Linked DNA regions of Mus musculus: all the other regions are linked to region 3. The links are chromatin loops, found by intact Hi-C in ENCODE. Cell type or tissue: left cerebral cortex. All regions are shown on one strand. Each heading gives the region's core, and the rest is flanking DNA. Links, peaks and the distances in the headings are about the cores only. Region 1 overlaps Gm29571 (predicted gene 29571). Region 2 has its middle 60 kb from the start of Tmem200a. Region 3 holds the start of Gm29571 (predicted gene 29571). Region 4 holds the start of Tmem200a (transmembrane protein 200A).

What was found. Peaks named below come from ENCODE experiments on the same cell type or tissue, not always from the same donor. Only the 100,000 strongest peaks of a DNase experiment are listed, where the experiment ranks them.
Region 1: it touches region 3 in a loop (2.1-fold over the local background); 5 of 42 quality-filtered maps call a loop at or near these places.
Region 2: a loop joins it to region 3, with 4 times the contacts of the local background. A loop is called at or near these places in 13 of 42 quality-filtered maps.
Region 4: it touches region 3 in a loop (6-fold over the local background); 2 of 42 quality-filtered maps call a loop at or near these places.

The regions. Positions count from the first base shown.
Region 1 is chr10:25,670,970-25,678,940 of GRCm38, reverse strand. It overlaps Gm29571 (predicted gene 29571), which reads right to left. Exons shown (of 4, transcript NR_136909.1): 4 at 5,598-6,978. Among named protein-coding and RNA genes, the nearest start is that of Gm36543, 39 kb to the left of the region's middle. In left cerebral cortex, for the core only: no CTCF peak of the experiment used is centred there; DNase peaks (open chromatin) are centred at 2,095 and 3,472.
Region 2 is chr10:26,135,215-26,143,185 of GRCm38, reverse strand. No RefSeq gene overlaps it. Among named protein-coding and RNA genes, the nearest start is that of Tmem200a, 60 kb to the right of the region's middle. In left cerebral cortex, for the core only: a CTCF peak has its summit at 3,559 (motif pointing right); DNase peaks (open chromatin) are centred at 1,646, 2,069 and 3,549.
Region 3 is chr10:25,535,686-25,543,656 of GRCm38, reverse strand. Gm29571 (predicted gene 29571) reads right to left here and starts at 7,271. Exons shown (of 4, transcript NR_136909.1): 1 at 6,988-7,271; 2 at 6,257-6,384. Smlr1 (small leucine-rich protein 1) reads left to right here and starts at 7,385. Exons shown (of 2, transcript NM_001195596.1): 1 at 7,385-7,696. The coding sequence starts at 7,570. In left cerebral cortex, for the core only: CTCF peaks have their summits at 3,857 and 4,057; a DNase peak (open chromatin) is centred at 4,041; H3K27ac peaks cover 980 bases.
Region 4 is chr10:26,074,937-26,082,907 of GRCm38, reverse strand. Tmem200a (transmembrane protein 200A) reads left to right here and starts at 3,945. Exons shown (of 3, transcript NM_001358814.1): 1 at 3,945-4,072; 2 at 4,589-4,770. It overlaps Gm9767 (predicted gene 9767), which reads right to left and starts at 4,653. Exons shown (of 1, transcript NR_028030.2): 1 at 3,461-4,653. In left cerebral cortex, for the core only: a CTCF peak has its summit at 3,829; DNase peaks (open chromatin) are centred at 4,619, 5,075, 5,857, 6,252 and 3 more places; H3K4me3 peaks cover 2,979 bases; H3K27ac peaks cover 2,217 bases.

The sequences.
Region 1 (7,971 bases), core at 1,569-6,568, 140 kb before region 3:
TAATCAGATGCTGACCGTAAGTCCAGGTGAGACCCTTCCTTTATACTACCTGGGTTGGCATGTCATTAACGGCAATAAAAACCATGTGATAAGCAAGGCGTTGGGACTCACGCCACAGGTGACACAGGAGCCAGCATTCTGCTATGTCACTTCCTAGTACCATATATATATCCCAGGTTCTCCAGGCACCCAAGTAGCATTTACTAAACACCTCCCCCCCCCCAGAATGCTTCAAGCGTGACTTATAATTCTCACAATTTCTCCAAGTAGATCCTATGACCCTAGCATCGACGATGAGAACCACCACACCATCCTGATTACATTAACTGGGGATTACTGAGCACAAACTGGCATTAGAACTCCGCTTCTGCCTTCTAGTGTGGACTGAAGATCCTCCACAAGTCCTCCAGGCTTTTACCACCATACTGAGACTGCTAAGGCTTCTGGCCTTGTGGACTGGACAGCTTTTGGGTTCTTTGCATCTCTAGGGTGAAGGCAGCAATCAGTGATTTGTCTAGACCTTGATCATGTCAGCCAATCTATTGAATCTCGCTTTATCATTCTATCACTCTGTTCTACTATAGAACACTGATCTAATACAGATCCTAATATGTCTGAGCATCTCCACCTGTGCGCAAAGGGGATTCCCCGCTGATTTTTGGCATATAGTAGATACACCTGGAGAGTACCCTGGAGAGAGAGAGAGAGAGAGAGAGAGAGAGAGAGAGAGAGAGAGAGAGAACGCTGCACTTGTGTTATCATTATTCCTGCTCTTTACAGCAAATCTAAACTCCTGACAGTTGAAAAGGATAGGAGGCTGGGGGGAGGAGTGGTTGCCAGAAAGAGGAAGCCTCATCACCATGGAAACAGCTTGCTGGATTTCCACATTGGTCTTTGAGCACCAGGTGGTTCACAAATGGCCCAGAAGCAACTCAACTTCCATCAGGAAGAGAAAGCAGCATATGTTTTATCCACTGGCCCAGCACTCCTGAAAGATCCAGAGCTCTGGATGGTACTTAAAAATTGGGGGGGGGGGGAGGCTAATTTTTCCTTTAAATGATTAACCACAGCGTGTAGCAATGATGAAAGTCTTGGATGGCCCCTCCCCCTTCCAGAGCATAGCTTATTGCTAGACAAGCATGGTTCATCAGGGTTGTTATTTCTCCACAGTTTACCGCTTGCTTCAGCAAATGGGACAAAGACACTTCGCTGGAACTAAAGCACTCCAAGATTTCATGAAATAACTTATAAGGTTTATTATTTTTTTAATCTGGAATTTCTTGCTACTTTGACTATTATCATTATTATTATTACTGGTGTGTGACAAGTTTGCGGGAGTTGGTTCTTTCATTCCACCTTTACATTGGTTCTGGGGAGCAAAGTTAGCAAGCACCTGCAGCTACTGAGACATCTTGCTGGCCCTTTGCTGAAGTTGTAATAGTGATTGTTCCAGTTAAGATCTTTTAAATGGAAAATGTCTCCTTCTAAAATTAACTGCCCTTATTCTACTGTATGGCCAATTTCAGATGGAGTTCTTTGGGGTACAGCATGTACCCCTTTTGGTGAAAACATTTCAGTTAAAATTTAAATCAGGTATCAGGTGCCCCAACTACCTCTCAGTTTCTTCTCCTGTTGCTGTGATAAATAGCGTGACAAAAGCAACTTATGAGGGAATGAGTTTATTTTAGAGCACAGTTCAGAGTTTAGTCCATTATGGCAGTGGGAGTCAGGGCAGCAGGAGTTTGAAGTGGCTGTTTACACCCACACTGGAAAGAGCAATCAGCCTGTGCTTCACCCCGTTTTCTCCATTTGCACAGTCTAGAATCCAAGGCAAATGAAAGGTCCTGCCCACAGTTATGGTGGGTCTTCCCACGTCAATTAATGCAAACTAGATAATCCTGTGCAGGCAAGCTGAATCTTATTCTATCTATCACCTTCAAAGCACCACTCATTCCGCTTGCAAATACAGGCTGCTTCCATTTCAGGGCTGCTTCATACTGCGCATGTCACTGTGAAGCAGGCTGAAATGAAGGCGCGCAAGAGCCTGGGTTATCACATCTCTTTTGTGCTGATGTTTTCCCTGGAGAAGTCTTGTCAGTGTCTGCCTTTGTTGGGCAACTTTGGTTTGGAGTAGATGGTTTGGAGTTTATGAACTTGTGAAGAACATTACCATTCTCCCCGTCACCTGATGTGTATGTGGTTGTGTAAGCTGTCAGAAGCCAGCGTTGACTGCCTTCTTCCGTTGCTCTATGCATTACATTTTGAGATGGCGTCTCTTACTTAACCTGGCGTGCAGACATTTGGATAGGCTGTCTGGAGGAGAGCTGTAGGGAGCTTTCTTTGCCTCTCCAGAGCCAGGATGACATGTATCCTCCCATAGTCCTCTGCTGGGGAGGACCCCGGGAGCTACCAGTACCCACCACAGAGTGAATCTGGGATTCTGTATCACACCACGCAAGGAATTGCTGGTGCTTCTTCCAATGTGCCTGCTTCCTTACAAAACCATCTGACCAGGCGCAAGGCTCAGCCAAGTGCTTCTGATCGGCTCAACTAAATTCACGTGCTTAAACCTAGAGACGGAACAAAAACAGCTTCATCGTAGTTTCTGCTTCGACTGTAAGAGGCAGGTCCTGCCTTACACGCCCCCTTTGATGGAATAAGCCCCTGCTAGTTGTAGTTGCTCTGAACCCACAAATCAAGCTGTGTGTGTGTGTGTGTGTGTGTGTGTGTGTGTGTGTAGACTTGGACAAAAATCCAAGATCGAAGCTCAGCTCTGCTGTGCCCTTATTTATATTGTGGGGTATGCTAAGTGTCCGTGTGCCCAGGCAAGGGGGTCATGTAAACTGATGCAAATCTCTCTGACCTTGGGCAAGTTACATAAAGTCTTACACTCATGACACATGCATGAGTTAGTCATGTGTGAGCAGGACTGGCAAGTCCAGAAGACTGGGAGAGATTGTGGAGCTAAAGGATCTAGTACAGGCTCACTGGCTCAGTAGGTTATACACACATGTGCATATCCATACATGTGTACATATACCTATGAATACACATGTAAGTAACAAACATGAATTGGGAGTGATGGAGGGGGACTGGAATGATTGAGATGCAGTGAACATGTATGAGATGCCCCCAAATAAATGAATGTTTTACACCTCAGAGCCGTCAGAGGACAGTTCAGGAAAATGCCTATCTTGACACACAGGAGACAAACACTGGAAAGAAGTGAGCCACCTGGAGATGTGCCCTCTGGACGAGGAGGAGGTTAGCAAAAGTGAGAGGTGAGTTTGACAGCGTCTGGCACGCCAGGCAGAGAACACCCGTATTTGGGAGAGAATGAGCACACAGCCAAATGGAACCGATCGATCTCCTGACAGCTTTGTTTAGGTAAAGAAAGGGATCCAGCTGCAGAGAGAGGAAGCGGGAGCTGGTTAGTGCCTCTCATGTGTAACCTCTCACGTGTATCATATCTACTGCACACTGGGGCTTCTTCAACAGTCGACATGAGCTAAAGCACTAAATCTTAATGGCCTCATGAGGCAAGTACTATCAGTGTTCCCCGTCCAGATGAGATGTCTGGGGCTGGGTAAAGCTGGTGAACTGTGGGAGGAATTCACAGCAACGGGATTCATATCCAGAATGGGTGTTTCCAGCGTTGAGCCTTTATATTTGGCTTCACCGTTTTTCTATGTGGATAACACTGAGATGCCAACAATCACAATGAGCTTGCTGCAGAGGAGCAAACAAGGGGCTTCATAAATGTACTTGATACACACAGGATCGAGGAATGAGGAGAAGAAAAGGGATAGACATGAATTTCAGTTTCTAACATAAAGATTCAAGGAGAAGAAGCCATTGAATATAAATTTTGTTTTCTCTAGGATGGCTAAAAGGATGCATTGAAGATAATTCTGTTTTCTCTAGGATAGCTAAAAATATCGTGTCATTAATACAGAACAAGAGAAGGAAAACCCAGCTCTGGGAATAAGGTGATAAGTCCCACCTGGAAACAGAGCAGATAATGAATTTGAGGAGGCAGCAGAGCAGCCACATAGAACCCCACCCTCCACCCCTGCACAGGTGTTCTAATATTCAGATCCAGAACCCCAAAAGAACCAGAGGTTCTGTCCAAATGGCAGGGTTAATGCTTGGATGATGTGGACGCTTTGGAGGTGGCAAAGTGTTTGTCTTAGAGTGACAGTAAAAATAATGTTGTGTCCTCTTCTGACTTGTGTGATAAATAAAAAATAAGATAAAATTAAAAAAAAAAATCAGTAGTGGCAAGGTATGAGACTGGCCTAGGGAAGGCAGTGTGGGCTGGCTCTGAAGACTAGCAGGAAAGATGAGGGCAGAGAAATGCTCTGGCATTGCATCTAATGATCATGGAGAAACAAAGGAGCGTCTCTTCCCTGCTTTCGGGTGGAGGAGACAGATGTGGAAGGAGTTATTTACAAAGGACTCGGCCGGGAGGTCATCAAGCCAGATGTAAGCCCAGGTCTGCCATGAGGAAGCCCACACTCTAAATATCACAGATTGCAAAAGGGTCCTTCCATACGCTTCTCTAAATTTCCTAAAAGACATCAAATACTCTGCCTGATTCTACAGTGCCCCCTGGCATGCACACCACTTTAATGCAAGAGTCAATAGGAACTGCTTGAATAGCTCCAGCTCCAGGGATACTTAATAAAACTGTTCTTTCCAAACACTGCACAGTTGAAGAAAATATAGAATCCTATGCTGGAACATCCCCAGTCCTCTGAAAATCCACAGGGGAGTTTCTTCCTAATTATTCATGGTTTGTGGTTCTAGTTCATGATTTTACACACACACACACACACACACACACACACACAAGAATGTAGAAATGCCATGACAGAAGCTCTGGATCAAGAAAACCAAGAGGCCCAGGAATCACTATGTCGGTACTTCAGTGTTTAGGACAAAGGCTACAATAATGTTCTGAGATAGCAAAGATAAACTGAATTGGTCTGCTTTTAAATATGAATGAAGTGACACTAAGTTCAATGAGAACCAGCATGGGAAGTGGGTGCAGACCAATGATCTTCTTCTTAATTATTGTATTTCTCCGCCGTCTGCCTTGACTTTCGATGTGAACAGACTTTCTGTTTAAATGTCACATAAAGAATGCTTTGTGATTACATGAATTTTCTTAGCACGTCTGTCAACTCTTTTCTCCCTCTAATTTCTTTAATATACTCTTCCTTTCTCTTTTCTTTGTGTGTGATGATGATATGTGTGTAACATGTGTATTACCAGGTATGTGCATTCCACCACACATCCATGGGGGTCACAGGACATCCTTGGGTGTTGGTCCTCAACTTCCTCCCTGTATGAGATAGAGTCTTTGTTCTATGTTATCGCACAGACCAGGCTGGCCCCCAAGCTTCTGAGGACCCCCCCCCAACTCTACCGCCCATCTCACTTTAAGAACCCTGGAATTACAGACCCATGCTCTACACTGAGCTCTACGTAGATGCTGGAGAGTTGAATTCAGATCTTCACACTTGCCTGACAAGTCCTTACCCACCAGGCCATCTTCTCAGCCCATTCTTTTCTTCTTTTTTTTTTTTTTTTCTGTTCTTTTTTATAGTGGAATCACATGGACTCACTGTATATCTCAAATAATTAAATTTCATCATTTGAATCCCATTGTTGACAAAGCTAAAGATGGAATTGAAAAAAGAAAAAAAAATCTAGACATTAAGATTGAAGAACTAAATGTCAAGCAATAAATCAGGAAAAATACCATGTCTGTAGACATTCATATTAACAATGCTATGAAGGCTGATTCTTATAATAGCAAATAAAACCTGGGACCAGAAAACCTTTTAAGCAAGAAACTTTGGCCTTTTGATACCCCCTGAGTTTCCAATTTCTATGAAAATTTGGGCCACTTTCAGACTGTAGACAAACAGTCTGCTAAATGACAAGAAGTACCTGTCTAGGCACTTCGGGAACCTCTTGGCCCTCTGTGAGAAAGACCTCATGGGAAGCAACACCTTTCATATCTGCACCAAGAGATAGAACTCTAGTGTATCAGAGACATGGCTACTAGCCACACCATGAAAGGCCACTTATTGTGATATGGAGGAATATTAACACATTTATTGTCAGTACAGATGAAGGTTTATTAAATTAAGTGGTTAATAGAAAACTAGAGAAGGAGCAATGGGCCAAGAAGAAACATCAAGCAACAACTATGATTCTAGGAGCAAGAAATAGGTGTCTACCAAAAATTAATGGGCCCATACGCAGCTTTCAAACCCATGTCAGTTCTGTAATATATACTCAAGTGCCTTCCTATGGAAAAGAGGATGCAATCTAGTGAAATGCAAAGACCTTGATTTTTTAAGGTTGTAAAAAAAAAAAAAAGGATTGCCTCAATTTTGAATCTAGCATTCATCAGTATTTCTATGCTTTGCTCAAGACAACTCAATATCCCCTCATTGAGATGACCTCATCTTGCATCCCTAGGCACACTCCCCCTCTAAGTTAGTGTTATATAATCTACCATTAACTCTCACTGCACTATAGGCACTTATCAGCCTGTCTCTACTCCTAGACTGTGAGATCCACCACGAAGTCACTTATACCCTCATTTCCCAATATATCTCACAGGAGACACCTTTACAGACCTTCCCCAACCCCTGGGAACACCACCCACTCTTCTCTCATATAGTAAGTGAAGTGGGGCTTTCTTTACTCCAAGATTTTTGTGCTCTGTACATCACAGACTATACCTTTATTTAGAAATAGGGATTTTATAGGTAAAGGGAAGATAAAATTTAAGACTATCAAACTAGGTTAGGCCAAGCACTAATGTTAATGACAGTGTTCAAATAAGAGACCCCCCCAAAGGAACAAAGACACATATAAGGAGAGAGACCTTGTGGAGACACAGGAAAAAGCTTGGAGTCATACTGCCACTCACTTAAGAAGACCAGGAGCCACCAAAATCTGAAAGAGAATAAAGATTCCCTTTAGGGCCTTTGCAAAGAACTTTTTTTTTTTTTTTGACCTTCTATCCTCCAAAACTATAGAAATACATTTCTGCTGTTTTAAGACACAGTTTCATGGTAAAGGGGAACAAACATACTTCCTTTCTCTGGAGACAAGATTCCTGTCTATCCATAGGGTTCCAGGCTATGGAAACCACCAGGCTCTCTGCTCCCCAATGCCCATGCAGCAGCCTCCAGATGTTGGGTACAGATCTAAGCCAGATTGGATATAGTCTTCTTTGGAAAGCACCAATAAAGAGAGGTTATTTTCCCATCTACTCTTCAACTTCATGCAGGCTTAAACCTCATTCAATTCTTTGCTCATAAGACATCTCAGAGATACATTTCTTCAGTTTAATGTTTTTGTTAGCATGTATTATTAGTATTGCATAATAATGGGTTTCATTGTGACATAATGTGTTTCGATCATACACACCCACACAAACACACACACACACACACACACACACACACGCACATACACACGCTCACACACACATATCTACTATTCTCTTTTGTCTTCCCTTCCTCCACTGACTCTTTCCAGCTAACCTGCTAACCTTCCTTTAACTTCAGGTCCTTTCAGTGGGTGGAGGAAGGACCTAATGAGTTTCACTGCGGTTGTTTACAGGAATCTTCTGGGTGGGATAGAACCCAGAAGCTCCTCCTCCTTCTATGTCAATAGACTGACCAATGTTGTAGAAATTTTAAATCCCAAACTGGGGTTTCTACCCTGCCTTTGACCATTTAGTTCCCAGATAAAAGACATGTACAACCGTTATATTTACAATAAATCTTAGTCGACACTAAAGCTGGGCAGATATCTAGCCTCTTTGCTATTAAAATCTGTGTCCTATTGATAACCCCCAGTTATTACTTACCATGTTTCATCTGGAGTTGGTCTTAACTCCAATTGGCCAGTCCTCAGGGCCACGTTTTTGTGAATCCTAAC
Region 2 (7,971 bases), core at 1,208-6,207, 600 kb before region 3:
CAACTGTATAATTAGCATTTCCATGTTATAAATGAGAACATGACTTCAGAAGGTAGTCAATAGCTCTCTTTATACTGCCAAGACTCAACAAAGCCCATTGCACATCTGGAACTTTGGACTCCTAGGCTACAATATTTTCAGAATTCTACACAGATGGCCTAGTGGGAAATCTCAATAGACAGCATTTGGTTCTGTTTCACATCCACCACCAACTATCTACCTTACTGTTACTATGAGTTATCACTTCTCCTAGCAACTGTGAGCAACCAAGGAGTGGGAGCAGGAGTAGGGTGGCAGAGCCCAACACCTCTCTAGAATGCCAATGAGAAGGCAGGTCTCCAAATCAATGACAAACTGAGAGCTGTCCATGAATGTCTCTCCAAGAAGAACGGGGACAGGCTCACTGACCCTGTACAAATATTAGCTGAATAACTATCAGGTGTGAGTATGAATTTAGGTATTGATGAGGTAAGGAAAATTATGAAAATTTTCTCCTAATGGAGGAGATGTACATAAAAACCACAAAATTAAAATACACTCAGGTAAGTATTATGATGGGAAGTTTAAGAAATACTGGGAATGTAAAAGAAAAAAGGCCTGGGAAAACAGAACTGATATTTAGTTCTGCACTCAAAAGATGAACTTTGAAAGACAAAAAAAAAATCTATTGTATAAATGATTTATTAATTTCTTTTGACCAAGATAGACAGGGACAGGACTTTTCTTCTACTGAAATAACTAAAACCTAGAAAGTGTACATGGGGGCAGCAGTCAGTAGGACACTGCACCCTGGAGAGATTTGAATTGAACAAGGAAGCTCTTGAAGTGTCTTAGGTCACATCCAATATCTGTATTTATATCAAGGCCACATACAGATGACAGCCCTCGCAGACTGAGTGAAGAGGGGACAACAGCAGTCCCACACAGAATCTCTTTTGAGCCTTTAGCTAAGAAGTGAGCAGCATATATTGCCTCAAGTAGATGAAGCACTCATGGGATAAAATGGCAAGATTCTTGGGACTCATGCACAGCTTCAGACATAATCTACTCCCATCAGCTCAGGTGGACCAACTCCTAAGTCATTGCTCATCTGCATGGACCTAGAAGAGTTTGCCTCAATAGTAGGATCTAAATTAAGTCTAGAGCAGTGGTTAGTTAATACAAAGATCAATGAGTCTAAGAGCTGGCTCTTTGAGAAATTAGCAAGATGGAGAGAGAGAGAGAGAGAGAGAGAGAGAGAGAGAGAGAGAGAGAGAGAGAGAGAGATAGATCAGAATATTTTAAGGGAACACTTTAAAAAGCTGTACTCTATTATGCTGGAAAACCTAAAGAAATGGAGAATTTTCTAGATTCCATCAAATCACCTAAATTAAACTAAGAAAAGCCAATGGCAGAAATAGACCCACAAAGAAGTTGAAATGGTAACAAAGTTCTAACTAAAAATGTTCAGGTCCAGATGGATTCATAACAGAATTATATCAGACTTTCAAAGGAAATCTACAGCCAATTCTTCCTTCTTAAAACATTTCAAAAACAGAAACAGAAAGGGCATTGCCAAACTCATTCTATGAAGCCAGCATTATTCTAATGCTCAAGCCAGGTAAAGACACAAGAATAACGAGACAGCTGCAGGCCAGAATTCCTGGTGAACACAGATTCATAAATGCTCAGTGAAATACCTGCAAACCAAATACTGACATACATCAAACACATTATCATCCCCCATGACCAAGTTGGCTTTATCCAGGAGATACAGGGGTGGTTCAAAATACACAATTTAACACATGTTATAAACTGCATAAGTGGTTTGAAAGGTAAAAAAAATCACATGATCATCCCAACTGAGCAGAAAAAGCCTTTGACAAAAATCCAACATGTCTTCATGATGAAAAGTCCTAGAAAGAGTAAGTGGGACTAGAGGGAACATACATCAGTATCCATCATCATCGTCATCGTCATCGTCATCATCATCATCAATGAGGAATCCACGGCAAACACCATCCTAAATGGGGGAAAAACTTGAAGCAATCCCAATGAAATCAGGAACAAGACAAGGCTGCCCACCGTTCCCACTCCTTTTTGCATTGTGCTTGAAGCACCAGCTGGAGAAATAAGACAGAGAAAGAAATTAAAGGGTGTAAGGATGAATAAATAAAGCCTTAGCAAGGGAGGCAAAAATATTTATAGACTTGAAATGACTAAGAAAAGAATCAGTGGACTTTAAATGGATGATCACAAATGCCCCCATCTGACAGTCAGAGAAAAATAAATGAATAAAACGTGTATATATATATCCAGAAGCTATGGGAAAGTATCAAAATAGAATAGTGCTAAATTTAACCAATCTATAGGAAGTCAGTAAATGAAAGAAAAGATAACAAATAACAAAGAATAAAGTATCAAGATATATCTGACAATGGGAATTAAATTAAGGACAAATAGGGGTTGCTCAAAACAACTTTACAATATTCAAAAATTACATGGGAAACAGATGTCAAATTCGTGCATGTAAAGGCAATAAATAACATTAAAGTATTAAGAAACCACAACATAATATCAGGATGCATCCACTTGGATAACGAAAAACTCTGACCATAGCAAGGGCTGGAGGAAACTGTGAGAGACTAAATTCAACACTGACTGGTGACACTGTACACACAGAGAATGGTCTTGCCCTGATGAAAGACAGTATATCGACTTTTAAAAGGGCAATAGACTGATATACAGTACAGCTACCCTAATCGACGTAACTATCCAACTTAAATGAGAACATCTTCACATAGACAAGTTATAAGTGAGAACTTACAATAGCCTGAGCCTGTTATTGTAACATCCAACCATAGAAACATCCAGGACGTTCATTTTCACGTGAATGGGTGAATAAGCTATGAGGCAGTGACATGAAGAACAAGGAGCTCTTAATAAACTCAATAGCAAACATAGATCTTGAAATAATTATGCTAATTGTCATGTGTGTACAAGTATTTTTCCCATTCATAGAAAATTCAAGCTAGTCTAATTAATAGGAAGCAATTGGGCACCTGACCTCCAGGTATCTTGAGGTCAGTTCTGCATTCTGCACCTTGCTCCCTGGGAAACAGGGATTCTCACTTTTCTCTGCACACACCAAGAATGGTCTTGTCATATATGCATATTCACACATCCCTCCCCATGGATGCCCTTCTCCACAGTGCCCGCTCCTTACTGCTTTCTGGACCCTCATCGTACATCATTTGTTAATCCCAGTGAGCTCTTCCACCTGTATTGTGTTTCTTCAGAGTCTGAGCTGGGTAAAATGAGCTGTCTCTTTTGTGACGGTTGCTGTCTTAGTTTCCCCCACCCCTGCCCCTGCAACAATGGATTACAATACATGGAAGGTGTGGATTCCATCATGGGATTGTGTAAGCAGACTAGAAACCTCATAGTCATTCACGATATCATCTCTATGGTAAAATGAGCTGTATGTTCTAAATAAACCAACCAGAATCAGTTAATAGATGTGTAAGCTTGATATGTTTGAATAGACTGTTTACTGTGGAAGCCGCAGCTACAAACCACTAGGTGGCAGTGTGGTCGCGACTAGCTGGTGAACTGAAGATGGCGTGTTGAATCTCAAGCTACTGATTTGTTGTTGTGTTGTTGTTGTTGTTGTTGTTATTGTTGTTGTTTGACATTTAGAAGTCTACAATAGAAAAATGTTCATGAAATAACAGATGAAAAGCCAAACAGTGGGAGTCATGAGAACAGCCATTGACATAAGATAGAACTAGTTTACAGCAGTTATGAAATGTCAAAACATCAAATAATATCTCCTGCTCATCATCGATGTAATAACGTGCTAAAATGATTGTCTCTACAAGCATGTGCTAGGCACTGTGAAACATGGGCAGGTGAAAGAATATCGCGTTGATTTTCTCCTCTCATGCCTCACAAGAGCCAGGCTTCCTAAGCCCTCTGTCTGAGTTTTAGCCTCTGAACCCCACTTCTATTGGCCCACCTGTGTTCTTTGTTGTGTGCTATGTTCTTATTAGATGTAATTTTTTTTTGAAATATGATGAGAAGCATCTCCTGGAGCTATATTATTTATTTGGATCTTCCTGAACTTCTACACAAAGACAGCGTCAGACACACTCATAGTTTGCTCGATGAATGTTCCTTTCATGTTTAGGGGATGGTTGCTTAGCACCTGTGCAATGAAAATCTGGCCAAGGCTCCTGAATCTCAGCTCTCTCAACTTCATTTTTTGCTATCAGTAAAATAGGACAACAAAGTCAATCTTACAGAGTGTGACATTATTTAAAGGAGATCTTGACTTTTGTAATAAGTGCCAAGGGCCACATTAAGAGTTAGTTTTCCATCCAGACTGAAAGGGGAAGGGCAAAAAAGCACACGTTCCCGTCCCCTTCGTGTGTGCCTGTTAAGCACTGGATACAGCCTAGGCCCAATGAATATTTAATCAATGCATGAATAAATGAAGGACGAATCTATGAGGGTATACAGGAGAAGCACAGGGGGTGAGTTAATAAATGTGCTCTGGCATTTAACATCCTGGAACATCTTTATGACCACTTTAATTTTGCATGATTAAAAATAGAAACAATAGTAATAAATAAATAAATCCTTATAAATAAATTAAAAAGACCCTCAAAATATATCAACATGTAGATTCAGAAAATGTTGTTCAACATAAGGATAGTGGTTTAGAGTGATTAGGTGAATCCTTAAATACTTTAGGGGGTCGATACCTTCCTTGAAGATGACTAGGTAACCCTCTTATTTTCAGACTAGAAAGGCAGACCTTTGAATTTAATGCTCCCTGATCCCCCTCCCCGCCGCACAGTGCCATTTCAATTTGGCAAAAATCTGTATATGAAGATGCTGTTCATTCTGCCTGGCATTCAGCAGTGAAAAGATAGATACAGCGAGGAGAAGTGTGGGACAGTGTCCCATGGCTTCCTGCAGCGAGCATGGATAACAACAATTTATTATACATTTTATGAGCAACTGGAAGAGAGAAACTTCGAGTTTTTCAATGACGAAATGATAGATGTTTACAAAGATAAAAATGCTAAGTGCCCTGACTTAATCATAGCACATCATATGCCTGTATCAAATTATCACAGTGGACTCCATACATGTACAATAAAAATAACTGAAGATCGATTCACTTATTTTATGTATGTGTGCCTGTGGGTATGTATGTGCACCACATGCATGCAGGTGCCTAAGCAGGCCAGCAAAGGATGGCTGATATCCTAGAACTAGTATTGCAGGTGGTTATCAACCATTGAAGTGGGCACTTGGAGCAGAAGCCCAGTCCCCTGTGAAAGCAAAAAGTGCTTAACCAGTGAGCTATCTGTCCACCTCCTAAAGGCTCATTTAATTAATTATTAATTAATTAATTAATTTATTTTTGAGAATTTTGACTTTAAGTACCACATTTACATAATTCCTCTTCTCTCTCCAAATTCCTCCTGTGATCTCTCCCTCAAAAGCCCATGATCTCTTTTTCTATAATTATTATTGCTATAGGTACACACACGCACACGCACACACACACACACACGCACGCACGCACGCACGCACGCCCTATTGAAAGCATTTGGTATTGCTGATAAGTACACGTGTTTAAGGGTTGATCATTTGGGATTATGTAGCCTATCGGGAAATCGGAGGGCATTCATGTCTAACACCTAGCTAAGTATCAGTTATAAAAATGTAAGACTTTATTCTTAGACTTACTTATTCTTTTTTAATTGGATATTTTATTTATTTATATTTCAAATGTTATCCCCTTTCCCAATGTCCCTTCTGTAAACACTCTATCCCATTCCCCCTTACCTTGCTTCTATGAGGGTGCTCCTCAACCCACTCACCCACTACCGCCTTACTACTGTAGCATTCCTCTACACTGTACCTTCACAGTACCAAGGGTCTCCCTTCCCATTGATGGCAGATAAGGCCCCTTCAGCTCCTTCAGGGGTCCCTATGCTCACTCCAATGGTTGGCTGTGAGCATCTGCATCTGTATTTGTCAGGTTCTGGCAGAGCCTCTCAAGAGACAGCTGTATCCGGCTCCTGTCAGCAAGCACTTCTTGGCATCAGCCAAAGTGTCTGGATTTGGTATCTGCATGTGGGATGGATCCCCAGGTAGAGCAGTCTATGGATGGCCTTACCATTAGTCTCTGCTCCATTCTTTGTCCCTGTATTTCCTTTAGACAGGAGCAATTCTGGATTAAAATTTTGGAGATGGGCGGTGTCTTAGTCAGGGTTTCTATTCCTGCACAAACATCATGACCAAGAAGCAGTTGGGGAGGAAAAGGGTTTATTCGGCTTACAATTCCATACTGTTGTTCATCACCAAGGAAGTCAGGACTGGAACTCAACCAGGTAAGAAATCAGGAGCAGATGCAGAGGCCATGGAGGGATGTTCTTTACTGGCTTGCTTCCCCTGGCTTGCTCAGCCTGCTCTCTTATAGAACCCAAGACTCCCAGCCCAGGGATGGTGCCACCCACAAGGGGCCTTTCCCCCTTGATCACTAGTTGAGAAAATGCCTTACAGCTGGATCTCATAGAGGCATTTCCCCAACTGAAGCTCCTTTCTCTGTGGTAACTCCAGCTGTGTCAAGTTGACACAAAAAAAACCTAGTCAGTACAATTGACCCCTTGTCAACATGACACACAAACACATCACTATTAAGCCTCAACTCTTAGTTTCCTATTCATCCCCAAGATCTAAATAACTTTAAAAGTCCCACAGTCTTTGCAAATTCTTAAAACTTCAATCTCTCTTAAAATCCAAAGTCTTTACAATTAAAAGTCTCTTAACTGTGGGTTTTCAAGAAGGAAAAGCATCAGGGCACAGTCACAATGAAAAGCAAAATCAATCTCCCACCGTCCAATGTCTGGGATCCAACTCACAATCTTCTGGGCTCCTCCAAGGGCTTGGGTCACTTCTCCAGCCTTGCCCTTTGTAGCATACACGTTGTCTTTTAGGCTCCAGCTCCCTGTACTCCACTGCTGCTGCTGTTCTTGGTGGTCATTTCATGGTACTGGCATCTCCAAAACACTGCTGTCTTCTGCTGTAACTAGGCTTCACCAACAGCCTCTCATAGGCTCTCTTCATGGTGCCAAGCCTCAACTTGTTTGCATGTCCCCTTCTGTCCTGGGCCATCAATTGCAACTGAGGCTGCACCTTCACCAATGGCCTTCCATGGCCTCTCACAGTGCCAAGCCTCAGGTCCTCTGTGTGACCCCTTCATGCCTTCAAAACCAGTACCACCTGGGTGACTCTTACACATTACCAAGTCCTGCTGCAGCACGAGGTACAACTTTGGCTATCTCTGGAACACAGCCTCTTTCACTTAAGTAGTTCTGGTATCTTGTTAATCACAGCTGATTCTTCAGCCCCAGCTAACCAGAACCACAGAATCTTCACAATCAAAATAGCAATGTCCCTGAAAAGAGTCTTTAATCTTCCCTCTGAAATTTCACAAGGCAGGCCTCCATCTTCTGCACTGTTCTCAACATTATCTTTCAAGCTCCTACACAACATCTGACAGAGCTCTTAACAATTAATGGATCTTCAAGCCCAAAGTTCCAAAGTCCTTCCACAGTCCTCCCCAAAACATGGTCAGGTTGTCACAGAATACCCCACTATGCTGGCACCAATGTGTCAAGTTGACACACAAAACTAGCCAGTACAGATGGGTGGTCTCATCCCTCAACCAGGGGCCATGCCTAACCTCTGGATATGATTCCACAGGTTATTTCTTCCCTTTGTGGGATATTTCAGCTGATGTAATCCCTGTGGGGTCCTGGGAGGTTCTTGCTCTCCTAGCATCTGGGACTTTCTGGTTGTTACCCCCAGTTCTCCATCCCCCATTGCTACACACTTCTGTTCAATTTCCTGACCTTTTGTACATTCCCCATCTCCTCCCATACCTGATTCTTCCCCTCTTTACCCCTCCCC
Region 3 (7,971 bases), core at 1,657-6,656:
CCTCAAATATGTGATATCCAACAAATTCTATTTCATAAAACTTACAAGAAAATACATACATACTGCTGATAATGGTTTATACAAGAGAGAACTTTCCATCTGAGTATCAGCGAGAATACATACACTGGGGGCATTTTTCAGAGTTACTTCTGGCTCCATACATTCAAAATATATTCCTCTCCTGTTTCCCACATACTTCAGAAGTCAGGGGCAGGGGATGTATTCACTGCAGTATGACCATTTGTCCTACTAGTTACAACCCAGGGGTCATACAAAGGCACTTGATAGCAGGAGTGTTTCTGGAAGCCATTCCAACATTGGGACAGGTAAATACCATGTAATAATATGCAAACATAATCACATGCCACACTGAAATTTCCCCAACTAAATTAAATGCCCCTCACACATCTGCCCCTCACTCCTATCTCCTAAAAAGGGCACTTGTGCAAGGGGAGGCAGGGTGATAACTAGTTGCATCAGATAAACCTTTCTTCTTTTTTTCTGGTAAACTATAAAAATCTATAGGAATGGGGAGGCTGGAGAGATAGCTCAGTGGTAAGAGTATAGTTGCACTTGCAGAGGCCCTGGGTTCAGATCCCAGCACCCACATGGTGGCCCACAACCATCTCAAACTCCAGTTCCATAGCCTCTTTGTGCAGGACTACCCTGCTCATTATACAACTGTACAGTGTCCCAAGGCACCAGGCATGCATGTAATGCACATGTGTGTGTGTGTGTGTGTGTGTGTGTGTATCATACGTATGAAATAAAATACATAAATAAACAAACAAATAAATCTAAGAACTATTTTTTAAAAGACCCATGGAATGAGAAGACAGCTCCAAGTACAACAGCACTTGTCGCCCAAGCCTGCCATCATGAGTTAAATCCCTGGAGCCCACATGAAGGATGAAGGAGAGAACCAATCCCAGGAGGGTGACCTCTGACCTCACCTCTACACAAGGGAGCACCACTCTACACATAATAATAAACACAAAAATAAATGCTTAAAGCTTAAAATACTTTCTAAAATTTATTATCATGTGGATAAATTCCAGCATCACTCCCTGGGTCGTGAAAAGGCCTGTGTAAAAGGGGGCTGATGTTTAAATTTCCCTGTTATGGACCAAAGTCCTCCCACCTCCAATGCAATATGCTAACCTCCTTGTCCCCTACATGACTATATTTGGAGATTGTAGAACTTTTAGTGGGGGTAATTAATGTTCTGAGGCCCTAAGAGCTTCAACACAACAGGACTTTGTTCTTAAAAGACAAAGTACCAGGCATGCACACACAAAAGAGAAAGCCTATGTGGGCGTGGTGGTGGTCAGTGAGCCCAGGCAGGAAGCAATGTCTCATGCATCTCAACTGTGGATTCCAGCTTCCAGAAAGTGGCCCCCTGTGACTGAAGCTGCATCTGGTCATAGAGACTATGGAGACTAATACTGTGGGGAGAAAGACTCACTCTCAGGTAATAAACTCAAGAGTCTAGTGGACATGAAAGTCTTTAATATTCAATTCTGCAGATCAGTGTAGAGGGAGGACAAAAATGGCTGGTGTATTGACTTTTGTCACATACTGGCTTTTAAAGTCCCTGACTGTGACTGGAGAGATGGTTCAGCAGTTAAGAGCCCTGGCTGTTCTTCCAGAAGTCTTGACTTCAGTTCCCAGCAATTACATGGTGGCTCACAACCATCTATAATGCGGTCTGGGAGATGTACATACAGATAGAACACTCGTATACATAAAATAAATAAATCTTTCAAGTCCCCGATTGGGAGAAACCCTGCTTTAGAAGGACACAGTATTCACAGTCTTCATACTTGACTCACTTCTCCAAGTGTGGTGGCACCATTGACCCATGTGTTTGAATGCTTGGCCATAGGGAGTGTTATGCTGAAGAAGTGTGGCCTTGTTGGAGTAGGTATGGCCTTATTAAAGGAAGTGTGTCACTGGAGGTGGGACTTGAGATCATATATGTACTCAAGCTCTGTCTAGTATAGGACACAGTCCACTTCTGTTGCATGTAGATCAAGGTGTAGAACTCTTGGCTCCTCCAGCACCAAGTATTCCTGCATGTTGCTATGCTTTCTGCCATGATGATAATGGACTAAACATCAGAAACTATAAGCCAGCCCCAAATGTTTTCCTATAGAAGAGTTGCCTTGGTCATGGTGTCTCTTCATAGTAACGAAACACTAAGACGCCAAGGTTCGCACCCTATTGGTTCAGAGCAGAGATCTGTATCTGATGACTATCCCTGGGCTGGAACATTGTCTTCTTTCTGATTGTGGGATCAGTCACATAGCAAACTGCCTGCAACTTTTCAACTGCCTGAGTGCTGAGACAAGCAGGTGCTGGCTTCAGGCAAGGAAAGATAAAGCCCAGAAGCTCTTGCTTATCTGTGATTGTTTGATGAGTTCCAGGCACACCCTATACTGAAAATGAACCATATGACTTATTTCTTATGATGTTAGTATACCTTCTCTGACAGTTTCATCTAATTTAGCACTTCTCATTACTCCTTCATCTCCTAGTGCAGAAATACACTACTCAACATCATATATGTATTTCTCCAGGAGGCTAAGAGTATATAGTAGTATATTCAGGGTTACTGTTTGGTTATGGGTTCAAATCTAGATTCTGCTGTTTCTGTGTGATGCAATCCTCATTATGAAAAGTCCATAAGTTTCTCCACCTCTAAAACAGTAGTGATAGAAACACAGACTGTCTTAGGGACTAGGGACACAGCTTGGTTGGTAAAGTGCTTGTTGTGTGAGCATGAAAACCCATGTTCAGTCAATAGAACCCATTTAAAACATCTAGCTGTGGTAGTGAATGTGCACAGTCCCAGAGCTAGGGAGGCAGAGACCAGTGTGTTTCTGGGATTTGGTGGCTAGCAGCCTAGTTTAATTAGTGCATTTGTGGGCAGTAGGAGACCCTGTCTCAAAAAAATTGATGATAGGTAGATAGATAGATAGATAGATAGATAGATAGATAGATAATAGGTAGATTAATAGACAGAGAGGTAGGTAGGTAGATAGATAGATTGATAGATAGATAGATAGATAGATACATAGATAGATGATAGATAGATAGATTGATAGATTGATAGATTGATAGATGATAGATAGGTTGATAGACAGACAGGTGATAGAGAGGTAGATAGATGATAGATAGATAGATAGATAGATAGATAGATAGATAGATGATAGATAGATAGATAGATAGATAGATAGATAGATAGATAGATAGATAGATAGATAGATGATAGACAAACTAAAGTAGATGTTGCATAAGGAACAATATCCATGGTTGATCTCTGGCTTCCACACACATGGATTCACATGATCACAATCATGTGCATAGGTATCTCTCTCCCACCATAAATGCACGCACACACACACACACACACACAAAATAATAGTTTCTATTTCAAAAGCACTATAATAACAATGAAACAAGGTTACTATGTACGTGCAGTTTTTAGGTATGTACTTGAGACCATGTGACTATTCTGCTATCTTCTGTTGTTTATTGACTGTTCGTCTGTCGCAATAGGGACAGGACTTTGTCTTGTCCTTAAATGATCACAGTGCCTAAACCAGTGCTTCGCAAGCACACGCCAAACCCAGAATAAATATCTGTCACCTTCAAGTGTGAATGACAAAGGCCGATGGGGCTTTGGTCCGAGTCCACACAGTAGAGGTCATTCTATTGCTTGTAACCTAACCCTCTCCTCATTTCAGAGCCTTTAATTTTGTATGTACTGTGGAATTGCTGTCAAGTGGTATTACTTTAATTGGCATAGGCTGATAAGCAAAGTTCAGAAGGTCAGTTAGAGCCAGAGAAAGAAATACAGGCTCTCCTACTGGTACACACAGACTTAACATTGTGAGAGAATTTCCATTTCAACAAACTATCGCCCACATAATGAAACCACTTCAACAGACATTCGTTAGCTTCGTCTCTGCTTCTGTATTTGGAACTGGCTACTGCTCCATGGCTGTTCATAGCTGATGCCCTAGAAAACAGTCTACAGCGCTCTGGCACCTTCTGCTGATGAACTTGAGAACTTTCCTTGCTCTCCAGCATATGACTGCTATGAATCACTCTTCATGGCTCAAACTCAGGGAAAATCCAAATCAGATGGCTGGTAGCTTTGGCATTTGCTTCCATAGGTCAGAGTTAGCTACAGAGACTCTTGGCCAGCTGTCACTAAGAGTCCTCTGTAGGAGACAGCATGGCAGAAGTCAGGAATTTTATCCTAAATACCAACTTCTGTAAATTGCTTGTGCCTTATATCATGTAAGTCAGCAGAGGGAACATTTGTCACCAAGGAAACCAACAGTACAGTTTAGTCCCCTGTCTTATACTCTATCTCCACCAATGCAGATTTTTCTAGTTATACTAATGGTTATTCCTCCATAGCAAGAAACCTGGTAAAAGTGTGCTGTTTGCTGACTGAGACAGACACAGAAACCCACAGCCAAACACTGGACAGAGCTTGGGGACTCTTATGGAAGAGTTGGGAGAAGGATTGCAGGCCCCAAAGGGGATAGGAACTCCACAGGAAGACCAACAGAGTCAACTAACCTGGATACTTGGGGCTCTCAGAGACTGAGCCACCAACCAAAGAGCACACACAGGCTGGACATATGTAGCAGATGTGCAGCTCAGTCTCCACGTAGGTCACCCAACAACTGGAGCAGGGGTTGTCCCTAAAGCTGCTGCCTGTCTGTGGAATCTGTTTCCCAGCTGGGCTGCCTTGTCTGGCCTCAGTGAGAGAGGATGTGCCTAATCCTGTAAAGTTGATGCACCAGGGTGGGGGGATACCCAGGGGATCATCATAATCTCAGAGAAGATGGGAGGAGGGTTGAGGGAAGGGACTCTGAGGGGGTGGGCAGCAATTAGGATATAAAAAGAATAAGTAATTAATTAATGAACACACACACAAGAATATGCTGCTCTCACAGTGGCAAAGTCTGAGTGTGGTCCCCTGCCTTGAACTCTGCCTTTCTACCTGGTCCTCACTGGCCAGCTGACTCTTCACCATTTAAAGCATACCGTCTACACAACCCTGTGTATCTTCCCTACCCAAACCTGTGGCCTTGCCTGGGGTCAGGTCTAAGTTTCTTTCCATCTCCTGGCCACTGCCATTACACGCCAGACATGTCATTATGGATGAGAACGTTCTCTGGAACGGAAAGCCTAGCTTTGGAATTTACAGGGATGTGCCACTGGCTAGGCTTTTGACCTCATTTCTCCGTCTGTAAAATGAAGTTCTTTATAAGTTTACCATGGAAACCAAAAGAAATCATAAACTCATGCTCAGCCAGACAGAAAGTAGGTACCACGGTGGCTGGAGGCACTGGTAGCATCCACCTCTACCCACTCAATTATTCCATGAGAACTGTTCTTATCTCTCTGTCCCCACTCCCTTCTGTACTATTGACTTCTAGCTCACATCCATTGCATTTTGAGTCCACCTTGAGACATACTAAGCCAGTGTTATCTCTCCTTCTATTCCTTAAAGGGTTGTCAAATACTTTCTAAGTCCATGCAAATCTACATTCAAAGACCTTTGGTGGCTCTCCCTGTCCACATAACATTGTCCTGAGTAGGGCTAAAGAGTCTATAAGCTCCAATACCTCTCTTTCCAGCTTCAACTCCACATGAGCTCTGCCTTTCTGCCCCTGTCTATTCTTTCCCTTTCTCCGCAGACCTGCCATGCTTCGGGCTTATGTGCATCTGAGCTGACTGCTTCAGCTATTCAGGCTCCAGACACTGAGAACTTTTTGTGAACAGCCCAGACCTCTCATTGGAACGAGTCAGCGCCGCCCCAGAGCTTTGCTTCTATGTGAATCTGGGGCTAAGCGCTGTTATTCACATTGCCTCTTCTCCACACTCAACGAAGCCTAGGCATTCAGGTAAGCCTTGCCGAGTGGGTGGATACAGAACATCCATCCTAGCAGCTGGCTAACATCAAACCTGTTTGCCTCCAGTTAATGAAGGTTCTCTGAAGATTGACACTTTACAAATCAGCATTCTAGCCCAGCTGAATAAGCACCAAATAACCATCTCAACAGAGAGCATGCACAAACCACAGCAGCAGCAGCCCTCTGTGGAGAGAGGAAGAGAAGGAAATACATTCAATGAATGCAGGCTCAATACTGGTGTTCTAACACTCTCCTTCCAACTTTGTTACTTACTCAGGGATGCCAGGCAAGCCCCCCCCCGGCCCCTTTACCCTTACCAGTTGAATTGTTTAGTGAAGGTGAGAGCCTGTCCGCATGGCCACACACAGTCCCAGGTAGAAGAATGTAGATGGTACTGAAGGCAGTCCTTTAAAGTGGACTCTGTCAGCTTCCCACCAGCAGCAGCCTATGGGGTGGGACAGAGAGGGGACACAAGTCGGAAGTGAAGCCCTGAATGTGGTTACCAATCTCCTGCAAACTTTCCCTCGGTCTTGAGGCTGGAGAGATGGCTCAGTAGTTAAGAACACTGGCTGCTCTTCCAGAGGACCCAGGTTCAATTCCCAGCACCCACATGGCAGCTCACGAGTGCAGGTAACTCCAGTTGCAGGGGTCTGTCTGGCACCCTCAAACAGATATATTGTGCAGTCAAGACACTAATGTACATAAAATAAAAATGAAATTTAAAAAGAAAAAGCCCAAACTTTTCCAAAGTCTCTAAAGATCCTTTGAGTTAGGAAATGAGTCTTTTAGTCAACCTTAGTAGTCTAGTAGCTTTGGAAGTTTTCCCCTAAATTGGTACAAGGCAGCTCACTGGTAGTCAATAGATGATCATGAACCTTGGCATTTGCCAGTTTATTGCCGTCTCTTATCCTGGAAGTCTGGAGTTGTCATAACAGCCTGCATTTTGGGCCAAGGCAAATGAGTAGACAGCGGAGAGGAAAGTGAGCTGCAGCAGTTAGGAAAGGGCAGGGCCCTGCCGTTGTCTGGACCCCCCCCCCCCCCCACTCACCTGCGGCTATCATCTACGTCTCTGCTGCGTATATCTGACTTCCAGACTGAAGGTCAGGCTCTAGTAGAATTAAGTGATTGTCAAATCCATCAATGTGCCCTCCAGAGAGGCACTCAGAGCAGAACCAACCAGGCAGTTTTCACATGTGGCAAGCGTGTTTTTCCTTCTCAGTATCTGTCACATCAACTATGGGCATTACCATGACAATTCCGACATTTTCAGCTCTGAAATGTAGGAAGAGGGGTAAATGTTCTCCCTGGGCCTGGGTTTCTGTGAAAACACATAGAGAGAAGGGCATTTGTTTGAAGTCAGATATTTAACCCCAGCCTACCAGGACCATCCCACTTCCTGTCAGACAAAGACGCATCTCCAGGACAGCTTGGGAGGTTTACTCTTCGGTTCTTCTACAACTGTAGCTGAGTTACAGAGTAACTTGCCAACAGCGCTCCAGTATTCACTCCACTAATAAGCCAGAGCAAAGTCCACAACAGGTTTCATGGAAAAGCATGAGCAAAGGCCAGAACTTCGGGAAAGGACAACCACAGAGCAGAGCCAAGTCGCCTGTCCCGAGCAGTGGGGACCATGAGCTCCGTGCTGGCAATCTTCTTGCAGGAACTCCCCGGCCCTGTCCTGGTCCTGGGGATCTTCCTGCCTGTGACCTTGCTGCTTCTCCTCCTTCTTGCCTACTTCAGGATCAAACTGATGGCAGGTAAGTGTGAGACCCCACGAGGAAGGGTTTGGTTCATCCTTGAAACACACCCAAGCCGGCAGGTGCTCTGGGAAGCTGGGGAGATGTACCTGTTTGATTGACAGATTTCTTCCCCCACCCTCCAGCCCTTTCTTGATGAACGGGGCAAAGTTTGATACTTTCAACTCTGTAAGTTATGAGGTACGTAGGGTTTGTCCACTTGCTATAGGGCGTCCTTCACTGTGGTTCCCCGTAGACAGTCAACTGTGAATCACCGAATTGGACATAGGGTTGCT
Region 4 (7,971 bases), core at 1,638-6,637, 540 kb before region 3:
GTTTCAGTAGCAACTCTCTGTGTTCCACTTTTCACCTGACTCAGGAGCATCCTCGTTACCACAATTACACACACACACACACACACACACACACACACACACACACGTACACACACATTGTCCTACCTCTATCCAGGAGGTGGTGTTCACATGTGACCAAGAGATTCGTTGAACATCTGGTACATGGAAGACTGAGAGATCTAAAACTGCTATAAATTCTCAAAATCGGGTGACAAAAACTTACGACAACTATTAGAACATTATGGATGAGGCCAAAAATACTCAGGACAGCCAGTACAAGTATGATGCAAAATGTATGCAACACAAATGCTCTCAATGGAATATCACATAGCCACCACCAAACGTAATGTAGCTAACAATGGCAGTGTTTGGTTTGTTCTTCTGCAAGGGAATGAAATGGAGGATGATATATGCAGGTCTGCTGCAAGGCAAATTAACTGTGTCCCAAATTCTGAAGTACACGCCTAACCAATAACTATTGAGTATTACTGTCTTGCAAAATGTGGTTTGAGAGGGCTTTGCAACTGTAAGATCTCAACTATGCTATATTCAAAGATGTCAAGGACAGATCACACTACGCGGCCAGGCACCAACCATCAAGGCCTGCTTCAGCACCACGGACAGCATAACAACAGGCACAGGATGCTGTATTATCCACTATTTGTGTCAGTTCCCTATTTTCTGTAAACAGACTCTAATCACAACATACATAATGTGTGTGTGTGTGTGTGTGTGTGTGTGTGTGTGTGTGTGTGTGTGTGTTAAACTATGTGGGTTGTTGCTGACCATGTGGTGGTTGTCCAGTTTACAAGTGCGCATCTGTCTAGAGGGAAGAGCTGGAACCTAATGAAGAAAAATGTGTCCCCTTAGCGATTTTGTACCCCTCAGACATGAAGATTCTAATCAGCTTATTATCTTTCACAGAACTTATGCTGAACTTATAAGTTATAAAGCACCTAACTGCAAGCATGTTATTGACACCATAAGGGGAGTAGCACTGAGAGGGGCGTAGCACTCTTGATTGTGTGTTTCTTGAACACACTAGTCACATCTGCTGCTGCTGCTATTGCTGCCGCCACCAAATCATCTAAACAGTGAGAGTCACTGAGACATGGTAAAACAATATGAGGAAGCACCATTTGGAGTCAAGAGGACACAGAGTACATGCGGACCATTAAGTTCCATATTCCCATGTCCTTTCCCCCCTCCTTTACATTTCTTCTGTTTACAATTTTATTTCAAGGAGAAAATCAAAAAGGACATTTTCTCATTTGACTTTCTCTTTCTTGGCCCCTGCTTTGAAATGTAACAGGGCTGCCAGAGCTGTAGCGCAGGGGCTTTCAGACTATCTATCAGTTTCACAGTATGGTCAAAGTCATTCAGGCCAAAGTTTAACAAGGAATCCCCTTTCCATTTCTGATTTCATGTTCATGCTGGGGTCCTTCTTCTGAGGTCCGAGGACAATACAGTCTGTGTTTGTGGCAAAAGCGGGTTAATTTCACCCAAACTGTCTAGTAGTTTTTCCTCATAGCCTTATATCTGATCTACTTAAAAATACCTTGAAGGACTGGAGAGATTGATCAGTGATTAAAAGCACTTGGTGCTTTCCCAGAAGACTCAAGTTCAGTTTCTAGTACTCACGTTGGGCATCTTATAATTACATGTAACTCTAGCTCCTGCAACCTGGCCTCCTTGTCCTACTCCCACGGACACCTGTACACATACAGGCTCACAATATACATGTTATTTTTAATTGTAAAATCCCAAGTATCATACTTTTTCATTCCAGAGTATCTTTGCTTAATCCATTAAAATTCCTTGCCCCTCAGCATTCCTTGCTTGTATATTTATACTGTACTAGGTGAAATGCTGACCTTCATGGAAATATTTTCTCATTACTTCTTTATATCAGAGGGAAAGTTCTCTTTCCTTTTATTCCCATAGCATTAAGCAAGTTTGGTGAGTGGGTGTGTGCTCAATCGAATGTACTGAATATATAACAAGCCAGAAGAATTTCATATATTATTTTAACTTATAATAATGTTAGGTATTTTTTCTGCTTAAGAAACAAGAGAAATTATACTCAAAAGTCCTTCAGGCTTCAATTAGAGAGAACAGTGCTTTCTCTTTATTCTGTACTCATGTAACATTTAGAATGGACTTGTTTTAATGGAAACTGTATACATCTCAAAACAGCAGACTCAAAAATAATTACGTGTAAAACACAGGTAGCTTTTACCCCCCAAATAGGGAATAGTTGATTCCCATCCATTACACCAGAGTGGATATAAAGCCACTAAATCCAAAATCCATTACTGACATGATATGCTCACTGGGCTCTTTCCAGATGGAAAATATTGGCCATTAGCAAAGATTAAATAATTTACCTGAGCTTGCCTGGAACACTAAGAGCCAGAGGGGGACTGATGAATATCTTCTTGGGAGGTTGCTTAGACTATAGAATGGCAGATAACCCTCAATTTACAAGGCTATTTACTACTGAATTTTTCTGACTAGTAGTAATTATTTTAAAAATAAAATATGTTGATGATGTTATCTAGTTCACCTTCTTCCTTCTTCTTTGACTGAATAACTGGAATATAAGTTCAGATTGGTAATTGTGATCAGTGGTGATAAGAATGAGTCTAGATCTTTTCCCGAAGTCTTTCCTCATCAGCCTCTCTTTGAAGACTGCCTGGACATGTGATGCCTGTGATGTCTGGATTGCCATTTTAAATGTTTCCCTGTACATTGTAGACACTGTGCTACATTAAAAGAGCAGGATGGGAGGAACCTATTACCCACCCCTTTACAAGTCAGGAAGGCTTGCTAGGAAGTGTGTTCTCTTGGGAGCTTTGAGGAGAAAGGAAGAGTCAGGGCATTCTTGTACAACGAGTAGAACCTTACTAGGCTCACACGATTAATAAGGTTCCTTGACAAATGTGCTAGAAAACCTCAGAGAACTGATCAAATGGCTTTGGGCCAAGAGAACTAGCCACATGAAGGTGGAAGGAAAAGAAAACCACAGATGGCTTACAAGGTGACTCATTTCTCCTACCCCATCCCATCTACTTTCTTTCTTTTTTTCTTTTTTTTTTTTTTTTAAGCATTTGGTCCTGAAATTTCAGAAAAAGTATTTAACCTCCATACTGAAGCAAGATTTTTTTTTTAAAACCACTATTGCCCGTTTTTACAGTCTTTCTCCATTGCCAGTGTCATCTTAATGACCTGTCTGGCCTCTACGGGTTGCCTTATTTTCTTGAGTCTAGATTTTTTCCCCACAGAATCCAGTAGCTGACACATTGAAATAGATACACACCAGAGCAGAATATTTGCCTCTTGCCTATGAGTTAAAAAAAAAATCCAAGAAACTCATGGATTTACAAAACCATAGCTCAGCTACGGTTGCTGTACACTGCACACTCCAACGCAGTAATTTGAATACGAAACTTTATTTACTGACTTGATCTTCAGCCAGAGTGGGCGCTTTGGTCCCTTGCAGAATTGCACGTGACTATTATTTCAATTATTTCATTCTATGGACAGGACATGTTTTTTTTTTTCTCACTGATAATTTTTGGTAACTTGAAGCCTTCATTGGATTTGATATCTGGAGCTTAGCCTCAGACTCATCATCTTAGGATACAATTAGCCCCTGCCCCTCACAACCCCATGCCCAGAACCCTTCCCAACCAGTCTGCTCTACTGGAACTAACTTCCCAGCAGCTTAAACCCTCTGAGGGCTAGGAGTGCAGTATCTCTTGGGGGTCCAGGTCTGACTTTGTTAGCACAGCACTCGTGCAGCCGCCAGGGGGACCCCGACCCTCCCAGGCTGCATCTGATAAGAAAGCATCCGAGGGGCGTGGAACCGAGGGGCCTATGGATCCTTCTTCCAGAAAATACAGAGTCCGCCGGGGATCCCCAGTTCTTATTGAGACAGGAGGGGCAGGTATCTCCCGTTCTGGAACTCGCGTCCGACGGTGATGAGAAGCGAGTGGGTGTGTCCGCTTCCGCCCGCTGGCCTTCAGATGAAGCAGATCGCCTGGAAGCGGTACTTTGTTCCCCAAATGGGTTTTGTATGGGCGCCATCCCGGCGCTAGAAGTACAACTTTGCAGCCAGGGCGCCGGGTAGCTGGGTTGGGGTCCGGGGGGAAGGGTGGGTCCTGCACGCAGCTCTTGCACAGCTTGGCGACTGGGCCGGCGGAGTTCCCACGGGTCGTGGGCGGCGGTGCGATTAGCACCGTCTGGGTCCCCGGCTGCTGGCGACGCTCCGGGAAGCCCGTCCCGCCCTCGCCCCCGATCCTCCTCTTGGCGGCTTCGGGGGCTAGAATTCATCAGGAACCAAGCCCAAAACTTTCCCTCGAGCCCCGCATTCCTTTTGTCTTTCTTGGCGGCGGCGGAGACGCCTTAGCTGCGATCTTTTGCCCTGGCCTCGGTCACCGGTACCCTAGAAGGATAGGGGCTGCGCTCGTCCGATGGCGGCGGCCGCGTCCCCCAGATGCGCGAGTCAGGGCGCCCGCACCCCGGCCTGACTCATCTTCCTTTGGTGACCGCACCGCGTCCTCAGCCGGAGCCCCACGGGGATGGGGAGTGAGACCGTGGCTGCCCGCAGCTGCCCAGATTCCTCCTGACGCCCCCGACCCCGCCGCCTCCCTCGCTGGTCCCCGGAGGCGCACGCTGTCGCGACAGCTGTGAGAGCGAAGAGCCCGGAGAGGCCACCGGAGCCCCGAGACCAGGCGCTCAGGACAGGTGAGTGGACCACCAGGGTGCTGCGGGGCGTGCAGAGGTGGGTGGGCGAGCCCTGCAGCTGTACCCCGGGTTTCTGAAACCCCTTCTCCTCCCCTCCGCTTTAGCCCGCAGAGTTAGGGGAAACAATGACTCCCAAAGTTTGGGGGAATGAACCAAGTCCTCCATCAGTTCCAGACTTCTTGGTCTCCAGAGTACAGGAGAGGTGGTGCGGGGCAGCCTGTGAGCAGCCGGCTTCTGAGAGCGCCTGGCTTCGCGTCTTGGAGCTACACCCTCCTTTGTCTAAGGTTCCAGAGTCAGCAATCTTTGTGAGGGTCTACGGCGTTAATTTATGGTAGACAAAAGTGTGAACAGGGTTCCCTAGATCAGTATTTCAGTGTGATCCTACCTGCATAAGCAAAACGAAGAGGGGTAATTGTCTATAGGCTTCAGCACGACTCTCCTCCCCACAGACTGCCTAAGAAAGGACTCGTAAGATTTGCTTCACTAATTGTTTTGCAATAATTGCGTGTTCACGCCAACACTATGCATTATGAAGGCTTGGGCATTCTATGTTTGCTGCTTTTGTTATTTTGGAATGTGTGTGTGTGTGTGTGTGTGTGTGTGTGTGTGTACACGAAACAATTCATTTTTTACCCTAGGCATCGATAACGTCAGAAGAAAAGACAAATATGTAGATATAGTTAAGTAACTAGAATCATTCCCCATTTGTTAACTATATGCAGATATAAATGAGCTAAAGGTTCAGTCCCTGTGTTTTTCAGTCTGGTGTTTTTCAAAACTAAGTAACCCTGGCTTACCTGGTCTTTTTTTTTTTTTCTGAAGACCTTCAGTGGTTGACAGCAGATACCATTTCAAGAATCGGTAAATGCAATTTGTATTGAACTATTTCCTTCTTGAAGTCAGACGAAGTTGCATAGCGTTTTGTGCATAGATGGTACCCGAGGTGCTAATGCTCTTTCCTTTATCGGTGTGCCATTCGCTGCGTGATGAAAACATGAAATGACCTTTGGTTTCTTACTTGACTGTTGGCACCACGGCATCTTACTTTGACTGAAAAGTAGGCTGCATCTTAAAACTTTTTAAGGCTCACTTTATTTCCATGCTGCTGTTTGCCCACACTGGAGCATCTGCTGGTAGTTTTGTGCCTTTCAAACAGCTGAAATGAGGAACCCGTGCACTTCTAAAAGGAAAACAGTGCTTCCAAGAAGTGGAAACTGACCCTTAATACTTCATGCAATTTAATGCTGCATTTTGAAGTTTAAAAAATATCTACTAAGGTGTTAATAACTTTTCTTTAACATTTCCACTAGATACCTCATAATTATGAGATAATTTGTAACCAGGGCTATAATTATCTTTGTATCTAGGCTGGGAAAGCCTTCAGTAAGGAGAGAGCTGCTGTGTAGGAAGGCTCAGAATGATAATTCCAGGGGATTGGCACAGAGTGACTTAACCTGTTGCTTCCTAGGCCTGTCTAGGTAAAAACAAAATGTCCATATGACACTTGGAATCAGAAAGAGTTGGACACCCAGGAGCGTCACTGTGAGAACAGTTGTTGTCCTTGTCATTTTAAGATAGTGCAATTTTTAGAGATGCTTTTGAATGTGCCAAGAGTTAGATTGCTACATTTGGACTTTTATAGTTTCCAGACTTTGACAATGGCTTTTTGGATGTAAAGTCGACTTCTGACATCTGGAGCAGCAAATCTGAACTGATTGGCTAACCTTATTCTCACCAAGACGGCATAAAGAATAAATAAAGGAATTCACGTGTTGCTGTGGAAATAAGAACCTGAACAAGCACATGTCACCTGACATTTCTTAGGAAAATGGGATTTAAAAATGTATTCACAGGAAGGTGATGGTCCTTACCTTGTTTATGAAACAGAATGTAGGATTTAAAAGATGAGGCAGTTTAAAAATAAAGTTTATGAAGTGTTTCTCTCCCTAAATAGTAGACAGTGCAGGCAGTAGTTATGAAGCAGAGACTATTAAGAAAAAGAACTTGTGTAAGGGGCAGATAAACAAATCTGAGATGAGAAGAATTCTTTAAGTTTTCCAGGTCTATGACACTCGTAGTTTTATCAAGTGCCTGTCCCTGGACTGAAGGTGGGCTTTGTCTGCTAGTGTCTGAGTGCCCAACCACTCAGAACACAATGGTGAACACTTACTGAGATGTTCTGCAACAGTGGACACCCAGCAGGAGCTAGGCTAGTGAGGAAGAGTCTGGTAAACACCAGATTTCGATGTGAGGTGAACACCGGGAGACAGGTGCAGACTCAAGGCCAGCAGATCCCAACTGGCACTGCTTGAAGGTTGTCATCTTGACTTAGCTACTGATTATGTAGCCCTGAATAAAGTCAGTTAGCCTTTCTAGTACCTGATGTTCTCATTTGCAGAATGACTTTAGATTGAAGACATAATGCTATGTGAGGAGTTCTGGTGGAATTGAGGATAACGAAGATCAGAATGTGGGCCGAGTTCAGCTTGGGCATGTTAGGGCTGGAGGGAGGCAGGATTTAAGATTGCTTGCTGTGGGGAAAGGAAAACAATCTAGCCTGGGGCGTGTGGTCCATCGAGGTGATCCCACTTGACAGTAAAATCAAATAACAAATAGCAACTTTCACTCTGAGCTTGGTAGTTTTTCATGGGTTTTCACCAATAATAGCAATTGATTTTCCTAACAACCCCCAGTGGTAATTAGAGCGGAAAGGTGCTGAAGGCCAGACTGATGCTACAAAACATGTTAGCAGAGTGTCCTCCATTGCCTCTCTGCACCACAGATGGAGATAGAAAAGAGGCTAAGCATGCCTTGGAAACCCCTGAGTAAAGGAGGGGGAGGGGAAGGGAGGGGAGGGAAGTAGAGGGGAGGGGAGAAGAGGGGAGGGGAGGGGAGGGGAGGAGAAGGAAGCTTGATGTCTGAGGATTGAACTTTTTAGCAAAAACTTTATGCATTCTGGAAGACAAATATATAATTATGCAGTTGAGAACCTCTGAGATGGCTTGGATTCTGACCTTTGGGTTGAATCTGGTTGCTCCTGTTTCCTCTTCAACTTAACACCCCTCCCTTTCCTGAGTGGGAAGTTGCATGTCACTGAGTTCTTGACAAGACTTCTCTAAGAATTCTGAGTGCCCTGTTAAAAAAAAAAAAAAAAAAAAAAAAAAAAAGGAAATGGCTACAAAGAAGTATGTAGAGGGGAGG